Linked DNA regions of Mus musculus: regions 1 and 3 are each linked to region 2. The links are chromatin contacts, found by Hi-C in ENCODE. All regions are on one chromosome and are shown on one strand. Each heading gives the region's core, a stretch centred on a gene start or an enhancer-like site at or near the end of the contact. The rest is flanking DNA. Distances are from core to core; before and after follow the strand shown. Region 1 has its middle 42 kb from the start of Gm34507. Region 2 holds the start of Arid1b (AT rich interactive domain 1B (SWI-like)). Region 3 overlaps Arid1b (AT rich interactive domain 1B (SWI-like)).

What was found. A loop is a pair of places that touch in the nucleus more often than their neighbours do.
Region 1: a loop to region 2 is called in a map of adrenal gland, with 3 times the contacts of the local background. The contact joins the enhancer-like site here to the promoter of Arid1b in region 2. A Hi-C loop is called at or near these places in 1 of 37 maps with a recorded cell type or tissue (adrenal gland).
Region 3: a map of heart shows a loop between it and region 2 (2.5-fold over the local background). The contact joins the enhancer-like site here to the promoter of Arid1b in region 2. A Hi-C loop is called at or near these places in 1 of 37 maps with a recorded cell type or tissue (heart).

Annotation. Positions count from the first base shown.
Region 1 is chr17:4,864,070-4,867,825 of GRCm38, forward strand. No RefSeq gene overlaps it. Among named protein-coding and RNA genes, the nearest start is that of Gm34507, 42 kb to the right of the region's middle. Within about 2 kb of position 1,730, at least 1 of the 3 ENCODE cell types and tissues checked has a DNase peak (open chromatin) inside an H3K27ac peak, as active enhancers do.
Region 2 is chr17:4,993,732-4,997,272 of GRCm38, forward strand. It overlaps Arid1b (AT rich interactive domain 1B (SWI-like)), which reads left to right and starts at 1,343. Exons shown (of 20, transcript NM_001085355.1): 1 at 1,343-2,761. The coding sequence starts at 1,364.
Region 3 is chr17:5,247,421-5,251,163 of GRCm38, forward strand. All of the region lies in intron 5 of Arid1b (AT rich interactive domain 1B (SWI-like)), which reads left to right. Among named protein-coding and RNA genes, the nearest start is that of Gm34854, 25 kb to the left of the region's middle. Within about 2 kb of position 2,052, at least 2 of the 3 ENCODE cell types and tissues checked have a DNase peak (open chromatin) inside an H3K27ac peak, as active enhancers do; they include heart, where a contact is called at or near this core.

The sequences.
Region 1 (3,756 bases), core at 480-2,979, 130 kb before region 2:
CAGCTGCTCTTCTAGAGAAACCAATTACTAGTACCTGCATAACAGCTCACAACCATCTGCAACTCCACTTTCAGGAATCCAGACCTTCTTCTGGCCTCTGTGGGTACTGTACGCACACAGTGCACAGACATACAATCAGGCAAAACACCCATATATGTAGGATAATAATTTTTTAAGAAGATTGCTATTTAATCAATGGTAAAACAAAAACTTAAAACTAAACTTTAATCCTTAGCAAATTAGTGTTCGGCTGGCCAAAAGTGCATCTTTGGGGACTGATGATCCTGGGTAGATAAAGTCACCATGCAAGTAACCAAGAGACAGATGGAGGATCGAGGTATCAGTCAGGCTACAGTGGCTGGCCAGATGAATGCAAAGGAGGAGAACTGGGGAGCCGTGTGAGACCCCATCTGCCCAGGAAAGAGCTTCGGAGAGAACTGAGCCGCAGGAACAGGGCTCCACTCCCATCTGAGCAACCTCACCAATTGTTCAAGAGTGTAGTCATGGACACAATGAATGAAGTGTGTGTCTAGGTGATAGATCTATCTGCTGCAGCAACATTTGACTCTTCCCTAATTTTGAAACTTCTGACTCTGGGCCCCACTGTGCACAGATACAGCCAGCATCAGAAATCTGCCCACACTTCAGCCTCGAGGATGGAACAAGGCATCAGGAAAGGCAAACCAATTCTCTTTGTCTGCTGTATTTATGCTGTGCCTCAGAAAACCAATAAGTCTGTGACCTTGTCCTAGACACACATACGTTCTTTTAATGGGCTTCCTCCTCTCAGGCAGGAGCTCAGCATTGGAAGGGAGGCCAGAGTGAATTTTCCTTTTTGGAAACACGTAAGAGTCTCCTTTCCCAGCTTTGTTTGGTTGGTTGGCTAATTTGGTTTGGTTTCTCCGTTTTTCAAAGCACACATGTGACAACAAACCTCTTTCTTCACACGGTGATATTAGCAAACCCGTACACACAGTTCTTCCTCCCAGCACCGCTGGCTTGGTTTCATCTAGCCATAGACAACCTGCCGCTGAGCTTCAGGCCAATTCCGATTCTTATCAGCGCCATTAGAGGTACCATATTTCTAGCCGTGTTCCTTTCTGACCCCTTGACTACCCTAGTCACATGGATATATGGATAGACAGAAAGACAAATAATGAGATCCCGCAAGTCAATAGCTTCTCTCAATCTAGTGCTATAATTAAGAAAACCCTGCTTTGATTTCCCTGCCCCTACATAACTCTTGTTTGGGGCTGAACACTATTGAAACTGATTTATATCACAGCACGCTATGAAAAAGGCTTTAGACACACAGGAGCTTAGCCACAAACGTGTTTAATTTATATGTGTGTGAATACGCTCCAAGATTTCGCTCGAAGGCACCTACACGCAGACAGGACAGAGCCCATACATGCTTTGTGCCGGACTCTGCTCTCACCAGACACCTGCTGTGTACCTGGCGCTGTTCTGGGGCCACACTTTCAGGGCAGAGAAAAATGGTAAACCTGCTGGAACTCCGTGCTGTGTTTTCAGACGGAAAACCCATCCTTTCCTCCCTCCACCCATGAATCAGTCAAGAACAAAAAGAAACTAGTCTGAATTTTTTTTTCCCCCTTTATTTCCAAGTAGCTTGGGAAGAACCAGGCAGAGAGCCAAAAAGAGGAGAGGTTTTACCGAGGCAAACCACCGCTCTGCTTGGCTTTGATGAGAAAAATAAAGAGCAAAGCGCACGGCGTACAGAGGCTTGAAGGCTGTGCGTAGGAAAGGGGTGTTTTTACGGATGACTGCCGTGGGCAAAACAGCAGATCTCATCAAAAGCAGTACACACATGGACGTGCCCAGCCTCTGGGAGAAGGAAACTCTCACAGACTGCTTTTTCTTCTACAGTTCGGCAGAGAATGTAGACAGCCTTACTTTGCATAAAATAGTTTTCACAGCCTCCCATCCTTCACAAGGAGAAAAAAAGGACGAAAGGCCTGATCCCTAAGACAAACCATTCAACCCAAACTACGCTCAGACTTAACATTTGTTCCTCGTGTGCCACCACACTGGGGTGGGGGGTAGGGATTCCCGTGTGCATCCACGATTACATGCAACCAGAAATCAACCCTGACTTGGCAACCAGTGATCCTCTAGCCCCTTTCCCCGCCAGTTTCACCGCCTGTGAGAGTCGGATTCTGCAGCAAGCAGCCTGCTATCTATGCAAGAGGGCAGGGGATGTGGCCTCTGTGCCCTCCAGGCTCACTGGTCCCACAGGAGTTCCTACCCAAGTTCCTCCTCTCATTCCTCCACCACCATCGGCACCCACCTCCCATGGGCTCCAGATGTCATATTTTTGGAAGTCTGAACGCAGACACATGTCTGAGCAAGCAGGAGTGGGTAAGGAATCTGGGAGAGGAAGCAGGGTCGGGCTTCCAAAAGCCTGGGAGGAGGGGAGGGCTCTCCTAGGGAGCGCTTCTACACCAAACACTTAGTAACAAAAGAACAGAGTTAACTAAGGAAGAGCTGAGAGGTACAAATCATATCACAACACCCACGCAGAAAACTCTGGGTGTTAGCATTGTGTCTAAGCTCCACCCCTCAGTTACCTGGCAACAGCCAGGTTGGCCTGACCCACTATAAAAAGGGCTGCTTGCCCCCTCCTCGCTCTCTTGCCGGCTTTTCTTTTTGCTCCAGCTCTGTCCCTTCGCCCCTTCACCCCCTCTCTCCACGTGCTCATGGCTGGCCTCTGCTCTTCTACTTTCTACTTCTCTCCTCCTCCTCCTCCTCCTCCTCCTCCTCCTCCTCCTCCTCCTCTTTCTCTCTCTCTCTCTCTCTCTCTCTCTCTCTCTCTCTCTCTCTCTCTCTCTCTCTCTCTCTCTCTCTCTCTCTCTCCCCCTCTTAACTCACCTCTCCATGCCCTGAATAAACTCTATTCTATACGATACCATCATGTAGGGGAAGGGATGCCTTGGCATGGGCCCGCTGAGGCACCCCCTTCCCCCACACCTCACCACACCTCCATAGAACATATCCCCTCCTCTCTTTATCTTTTTATAAACACATCACTGGGTATTAGGGGAAAGATACCAGCTCTGTCGGGAACCTTTCAAAGATCCCAGAAGATAGTATCTTAAACCTACTCCAGGCACAGCTGTTGTCCAAGTCTCTGTCTACCTCTCCACCTGCAGGTAATCTCCAAGTCTTGGCACATGCCCGCACCATGCTGGGCTTTGTGGGTTATTCCGCTCACTTCTCATGGCACCTCCTTTGGCATCTGTACCATTACTACACCACTGCTGCAGACCAGGGAAAGAGCTTGCCCAACTTAGCCCAGCCAACACAGATCAGAGCTTTAGTGGGCAGCCATGTGATCCAACTCAGGCCTATTCACCTTAGACCGTGAGGCTCCTACCGGGTTTTAAGGAGCAACCAGGAAAACTGAATACATTTCTACCCTCAAATATGAAAGCCAACTAGTTTAAACTCTTATCAACCCTGTAGAGTGAAGGTATACCCAATTGTCTAGTCAGCCTTATTTAGCAGATGTCAAAGCAAAAGGAATACAGAAATAAGGTTCATAAGTGAGCAAAATCCCTATTAGAAAATTAAACTTATGAGGTAAGGCTATGAACTCAATGTCTTTTAATTGCACTAAGATTGAACATCTAGGATGAGCCAATTCAGCCAATGACAAGGGAGGAGAGCTCACAGGGGTAGAGCCTCCTGCTCACAGGAGGGTATTCTCAAGTTTCTCTGTGAAGCTTGTCGGTTCTC
Region 2 (3,541 bases), core at 93-2,592:
TGGTGAATCATAAGCAATTATTGAGTGCCTGCTGTGTACACGGCACAGCAGTCTTTGCTGCTTAACCTTCACTTAAGTCTTTCATAATTTCTCAGTTGGATGAAGTTGTGGGAATTAAGCCGATGGCCTGAAATTCAGGCGCAGAGGCCAAGGTTGTGAAAAATTACATAACTCCTGAGAGAGACCGAGTGCTTTTGCCCGGCCTGCCTGAGTGTTTCTCTTCTCCACCGGCTCCTCGCCACCTCTGAGGCCCAACAGACAACTTTGCTTCCCAGCCCCTTCTCCCTCTTTTGTCTGCTCTTCAGACTCGTTTTCCACCTTCGTACCGCTCCCTTTAGACGTGAAAACAAACACAGGGCCGCGCGCGGGTTGGCAGGGAGACCGGAGGCACGAGGGGACCGAGCAGCTTCGGGCCCCGAGCGCCGGCAGCCGGTTCCCCCCCCCCTCCCCTCGCTCCCCCGGGCCGGGCCCTCCGCGCCAGGCCGGGCGAGACCAGCCGGGTGAGCGGGGCGAGCTGGCGGGCGAACGTGCGCTCAGCGGCGGCGCCCGGGGCCGAGTCCAGTCCGCGTTTTGCGAGTGCGCAGCAGCCCTCGGAGAGAAGCGGATAATAGTTGCTCCGGCTCGCTCGGCTCCCTCACGCCGCGCTGGGCCCGATTAGGCTCAGGCAAGTCGTGCATTTCCCCCCCCCCCCCATATCCGGGTTAGAGAGGGGGGAAAAAGAGAGAGAGAGAGAGCGAGCGAGAGTGAGGGAGGGAGAGAGAAAAGTTTCATTGCAAGCGGAACTAAAAAACTTTCCGCCCGTTCAGGCCGTAGCGGGCGCGAGCCCCCGAGCGCAAAGGCGCGCCCCCGGCGGGCGGCCCGGGGCTGCGGGGGGTGGGGTGGGGAGGGCACCGCGCTTCCCCGCGGGCCGCGTGGATGCGCGCAGGAGGGGCGGCCGGCTGCGAGTGGGGACATTGTCTCCCCCCACCCCGCCCGGCCGCGCCACGCCGCGGCGATCATGGCCGCGCGGGCAGCAGCGGCGGCGCGGGCGCGGGCGGGCAGCGGCGAGCGGCGGGCGCCCTCGGGGCCGCGGCCGGCGCCCGGGGCCCGGGACCTGGAGACGGGCGCGCGCGGCGCGGTGGCGGCTCCGGGCCCCATCCTGGGGGGCGGCGACGGCGGCCTGAATAATGTGCACCACCACCCCCTGCACCCCCGTCACGACCTGAACATGGCCCATAGCGCGAGCGCCGCGGCGGCCGCCAGCTCCAACAGCGCGCAGAGCGGCCGCTCCGAGGCGGCTCTCAAGGAGGGTGGAAGCGCCGCCGCGCTGTCCTCCTCCGCCGCCGTCGCGGCCTCTTCCTCCTCGGCGGGCCCCGGCTCGACCATGGAGACCGGGCTGCTCCCCAACCACAAACTGAAAGCCGTTGGCGAGGCCCCCGCTGCACCGCCCCATCAGCAGCACCACCACCACCATGCCCACCACCACCACCACCACCATGCCCACCACCTCCACCACCTCCACCACCACCACGCACTACAGCAGCAGCTAAACCAGTTCCAGCAGCCGCAGCCGCCGCAGCCACAGCAGCAGCAGCCGCCGCCACCGCCGCAGCAGCAGCATCCCACTGCCAACAACAGCCTGGGCGGTGCGGGCGGCGGCGCGCCTCAGCCCGGCCCGGACATGGAGCAGCCGCAACATGGAGGCGCCAAGGACAGTGTCGCGGGCAATCAGGCTGACCCGCAGGGCCAGCCTCTGCTGAGCAAACCGGGCGACGAGGACGACGCGCCGCCCAAGATGGGGGAGCCGGCGGGCAGCCGCTATGAGCACCCGGGCCTGGGCGCGCAGCAGCAGCCCGCGCCGGTCGCCGTGCCCGGGGGCGGCGGCGGCCCAGCGGCCGTCTCGGAGTTTAATAATTACTATGGCAGCGCTGCCCCTGCTAGCGGCGGCCCCGGCGGCCGCGCTGGGCCTTGCTTTGATCAACATGGCGGACAACAAAGCCCCGGGATGGGGATGATGCACTCCGCCTCTGCCGCCGCCGGGGCCCCCAGCAGCATGGACCCCCTGCAGAACTCCCACGAAGGGTACCCCAACAGCCAGTACAACCATTATCCGGGCTACAGCCGGCCCGGCGCGGGCGGCGGCGGCGGCGGCGGCGGAGGAGGAGGAGGCAGCGGAGGAGGTGGAGGAGGAGGAGGAGCAGGAGGAGCAGGAGGAGCAGCGGCAGCGGCAGCAGGAGCCGGAGCTGTGGCGGCGGCGGCCGCGGCGGCGGCGGCAGCAGCAGCAGCAGCAGGAGGAGGCGGTGGCGGCGGCTATGGGAGCTCGTCCTCGGGGTACGGGGTGCTGAGCTCCCCGCGGCAGCAGGGCGGCGGCATGATGATGGGCCCCGGGGGCGGCGGGGCCGCGAGCCTCAGCAAGGCGGCCGCCGGCGCGGCGGCGGCGGCGGGGGGCTTCCAGCGCTTCGCCGGCCAGAACCAGCACCCGTCGGGGGCTACACCGACCCTCAACCAGCTGCTCACCTCACCCAGCCCCATGATGAGGAGCTACGGCGGTAGCTACCCCGACTACAGCAGCTCCAGCGCGCCGCCGCCGCCGTCGCAGCCCCAGTCCCAGGCGGCGGCGGGGGCGGCGGCGGGTGGCCAGCAGGCGGCCGCGGGCATGGGCTTGGGCAAGGACCTAGGCGCCCAGTACGCCGCTGCCAGCCCGGCCTGGGCGGCCGCGCAACAAAGGAGTCACCCGGCGATGAGCCCCGGCACCCCCGGACCGACCATGGGCAGATCCCAGGTAACCCCCGCGCCCGGCCGGGCCTGCTTCCGCCCGGGCCTCGCGCCGCGAGCCCGACTTTCTTTCTTCGCCGGGTACTTTTCCCGGCGGTTGGCGGGGGTGGCGGGGGCGCGGCGCCGCCGGGCCGGGGCCGGAGCTGGCGGGGCTGGGGAGCCGGGGTGTCCCGCGCCCTTGCTGCGCGCTGCGCTCCCGTGCCAGGCCCGGGACGGGACCTCGGTGCCCCAGGCCGCGCCCGCCCGGGGAGGGCTCTCGGGGCAGCGGGCTCCGGGGCCCGGCTTGACTCCGCCGGCGCCCACGGTGTGCCCTGAGTGGGCGCGGGGAGAGAGGAACTTTCTCTCTTCGGGCCTCGGTCGGTTTCCCATTCCCCTTGCGAGGAGGAGGCAGGGGGAAAAAAAAAACCAAAAAAAAAAAAAAAAAAAAACCCAAAAACCGAGGTTAGCTTTGTGACAGCCGTGGCTGGTGGAGTTTGGATGTTTACCAGCAAGAATAAGACCCAGATTTACAACGGGCGGAGGCGAAATATTGTAAAATAACATCGATTCGTTCCTAAGAATAGCTGGGGAGAGATCCATTATGGGGCTAAGGGCTCCTTGGAAGGAGTCACCTTCAACCGGGAGGCGATGTTGAAGGAATAGATTCCGGATCGATGGAACTTATTTTGATCATGGGTTAGGTTTTCCTTTTTTATTCAGCAAACCTAGTAAGGTAGTAGGCCAGAGAAAATGGGTCGTTGTGGATCGTATTTGAGTGGATTTTCTTGATTTTGCTGTCTCCCAAGTC
Region 3 (3,743 bases), core at 802-3,301, 250 kb after region 2:
CAGGTGCCTGTGTGAGACAGCAGAAGTTGGGACAGAATCCAGGAGTGCAGGCTGCTCTGTGTGGCCATCTTGCCCCGGTGCCATTACCAGGTCTGCTTTCTACTTACCTCCTCCCTGTTTCTTACCTTCCATTAAAGGCCAGAGCAAAGAGCGTCCACCCTCCTTGTAGGTAGGTTGCGTGGGTATCATTTTGGTTACGTTGTGGAAGTGTTTGCTGTCGATGTCCTCTTATAGCCAATTTGGTGATGTTTTGACTGTGACAGTTTCCTAAGTTATAGTCTAAGAGCTCCTTGCAGGGTTTTAAGGAGAATGGCTTTTGGACATACAAATATGTGCCATATCTGATCCCCTGGCTCTGCCAAGCGAGTCGGCACCAGTCCCTGCACTGCGGACCCCTGAGAGGCCTGTGTGTTGGCTTCACTGGCCTTGCCTCACAGATTACTAGCAAAACTCAACTTCCGTTGACCACCAAGGGTTCTGTCAGCTTTTTCCTGCCCATGCTGTACGCGCAGCCAAGGTTGAAGACGGGGAGCGTGGCTGTGCAGGGCAGGTGGCAGGCGGGGCGGGTCCTGGCCCGATGGACGCTTCTGGCCCTTTGATTGCTCGTGCTGCTTCTTTGGCTTTGTTAATGACGTATAAGGGCATGAACTTCGGGGTCCTGCTTATGGCTATTTTTGGTTCTTTGTCACTGGCCTGCTGTGTGTGAAGTTAAGTCACTCTAATCTATCTGTAGATGACCACTGATAGGTTAGAACAAATAACATAAACGTAAATATTCACATGAGTGCCTCACCAAAGGGACATGGCTTCCTGGCCGTTCCTGTGTGGTGCTGGTTTTTATTATAGGAAGATTAATCCAAGGTAGATCTTCCTACCCATGAGAGCAGAAAGGACAGAGTTGTAAGGCTCCTGGTTTTGTTTTCTTTGTGTTGCTTGGTTTTAGGTTGTATAAGCATTGCTATGTGCTTACCTGATGGAGGTGGCTCACCCATTTTCCCCTCTAACTGCTGGCCAGATGAGAATGAGGGCTTTGTGAGGTAGGTCAGGAGTCCAGTGAGCTTGACAGAAGAGCCTAGTGAGGAGGACCCTGTGATCAGTCCTTGAGAGCTGTCCTCTGCCTCTCTCTGTGCATTCCTTTCTCCACGGTAAGCCCTGCTTCCCTCTGCTGTGCTCCTGCTCGCTCGCTCTCCTCTCTCCCCCCCCCCCTCTCTCACACACACACACACACACACACACACACACACACACACACACACACCTGTCCTCTGTCCAGGAGGTGACTGGCATACCGCTGCCTGACAAAGGCCTCTAGTTTCTGTGCTTTGCAAAAGTTTGCCAGGATAGAACTTCCAAAGGAAGCTTGGCCAGAGCTGGCCTGTGCTAGATGAACTCCAGTTCTCTAGAGTTCAGCTCATTCCAGAGTCTGTCGCCCCAGCTCCTGGAGAATGAGTTGTTCATCTAACGTGCCCTCAGACAACAAATGCACATGCTGTGATAGTTAAACAGCCCCAGCCCCTCCTTAGCACGATATGAAATGGCACCCAGGTGGGCTTCCAGAGCTGCAGATAAAAACAAGAAAATATTCTAGGCAAAAGACAAGTTTTCTTAATTTGACATTCACACAGCAGATTCAGAAAGGATGCTAACCGGGGGAAGAGAAAGATGGATGGCAGTGAGAAGCTGGTCGTGGGCCAGAGCGAGCAGGAAGGGCGTTAGTGAGAGGAAACGATAAAGGTTCCTGATGTCGTTTGTCAAGATTAGTGCCTGTAACATGAACCACAGAGTGTGCAAAACATGTCTCTCTTTTGTTTAATCCGTTCTGCCTAGCTTTTTAAATCTTTCAAGCCTCAGCCCAAGCCCATCCATCCCAGTAAATATATTTTCCGTGGTTTAATTTACCCTTAATAAGACTCAGGGTATATTACAGGTTTGTTTCTGTGTGTAAACATTTCCTGCCGGCTTTCTCTCGGCATTGCCAGCATAGGCCACGCACACTGCTGCAGGGACATCATTGCCACGCATGCGCTGCAGGGACAGCACCACTGCCCTCCCTGCTGAGCTCACGTCTCAGCATCTATCACGTGCTCCGTTTTGGCTTCTCTGGAGGTAGAAATTCCGTGACAGCTTGTTCCAAGGGGGATGCATGCTGCTTATTGGCAAACTGAGCAAGCAAAAGAAAAAAAAAAGAAACACACAGTGTCATTGATATATCCATGTTTCTAATCTGTGGTTACACAGAAAACATGAATTCAGCATTTCTACAAACTCAGAAAACTTAGCCAGTGTTTTTCCCCTTACAATGTAAAATATTTGTGTGTTAAACAAAGCAATAATTTCCTATCCTTTCCAAATGATGCTTAGCAGCAGTGAGGGAGACAGGCAGGGCTTCTGGTTTTGAGAGACGGTGTGCAGCTCGAAGAGCTTGGTGAGGGAAAGGGCACTGTTCAGCCTCTCCTTAGCAGCCTGTAACCCTTCATGCCAAGCTCCACCGCAGTATGAAAGAGCTCACTAGACCCGGTCTGTCTGGCATTCACCAGATGAATGTGGTGGCTTCTCTTCCAAAGGAGCACGTCTTCTCTTCTTCTACCACATTTGAACTTAAGCTTTGTTTCTTCCTCTTCCTCCACATTCAGCGACCAGGAAGACACAAGAGCTTCTGCTCATTTCCACCTGACCTTTCTTCCCCTCTCGGATCCCTCCCAAGCCGCTAGCAGCCTCGTGCTTCACCACCCTCCTCCCCCATGTCTGCTTGTGCCTGTGTCTGTGTGTTCTTCTTCACTGCAGTTATCTGCTGTAGTGAGAGTCACACACCTTGCTCATTTCTGGAGCTTGTGGACTGTCACCGCTGCAGCCGTGCACGCAGCAGCATACTGCCTCTGTGGACTGTCACCACTGCAGCCGTGCACGCAGCAGCATACTGCCTCTGTGGACTGTCACCGCTGCAGCCGTGCACGCAGCAGCATACTGCCTCTGTGGACTGTCACCGCTGCAGCCGTGCACGCAGCAGCATACTGCCTCTGTGGACTGTCACCGCTGCAGCCGTGCACGCAGCAGCATACTGCCTCTGTGGAAGGGGAGGCATTGACCTGCTGTACTGAGGACTCGAGACGTGAGGGGTACAGTGCTTTTATGAGCTAATGGAAGCAGAGACGAGGAGAGTGTCCGAATCCATTTGGCTACATTTCGGGAAATGGTGGCTAAATGAATAGTGTCTAGAGCTGGTGTGTTCTTAGCTCTTCCGTGTGAGTGTTCTAAAGGAGCAGGCCATTGGTCCCGAAGGAGCGAGCGTTCCTTCTACTTCCCTGTCTCCTGCTCCGCTGAAGCTGAGGACTCTGATGTGTTGATTGATTATAGCCGTTAAGCCTAGTACTAATCAGTTTCATCAGTTACTCTCATTCACACACGTGCACCTTTGATTTCTCTTCCACGACGGGATGATGTGGGTTGTCATTGACTAATGAAGAGCAGAATTGATTTCGGCACGAGACAAACGGAATGCCGACACCAATCCTGAAAGGCATTAATCTTTAATAATTCACATCTGCATGTTTATAAATGGTATACCCGGGGATTGTTAGTGTTGACATTCTCTCTTCCAAACAGAAAGTGACACCAGGATTTGTACTTGCAAACTGCTTTAAATGCACATTGCAGAATGCCAGGGTGTGACCTTGTGAAGGCTGCCAGTACAGTGCTGCATGGGGGCTTCTGTTGCACTTCAGATGCTGCTGCTTCAGGTGTGT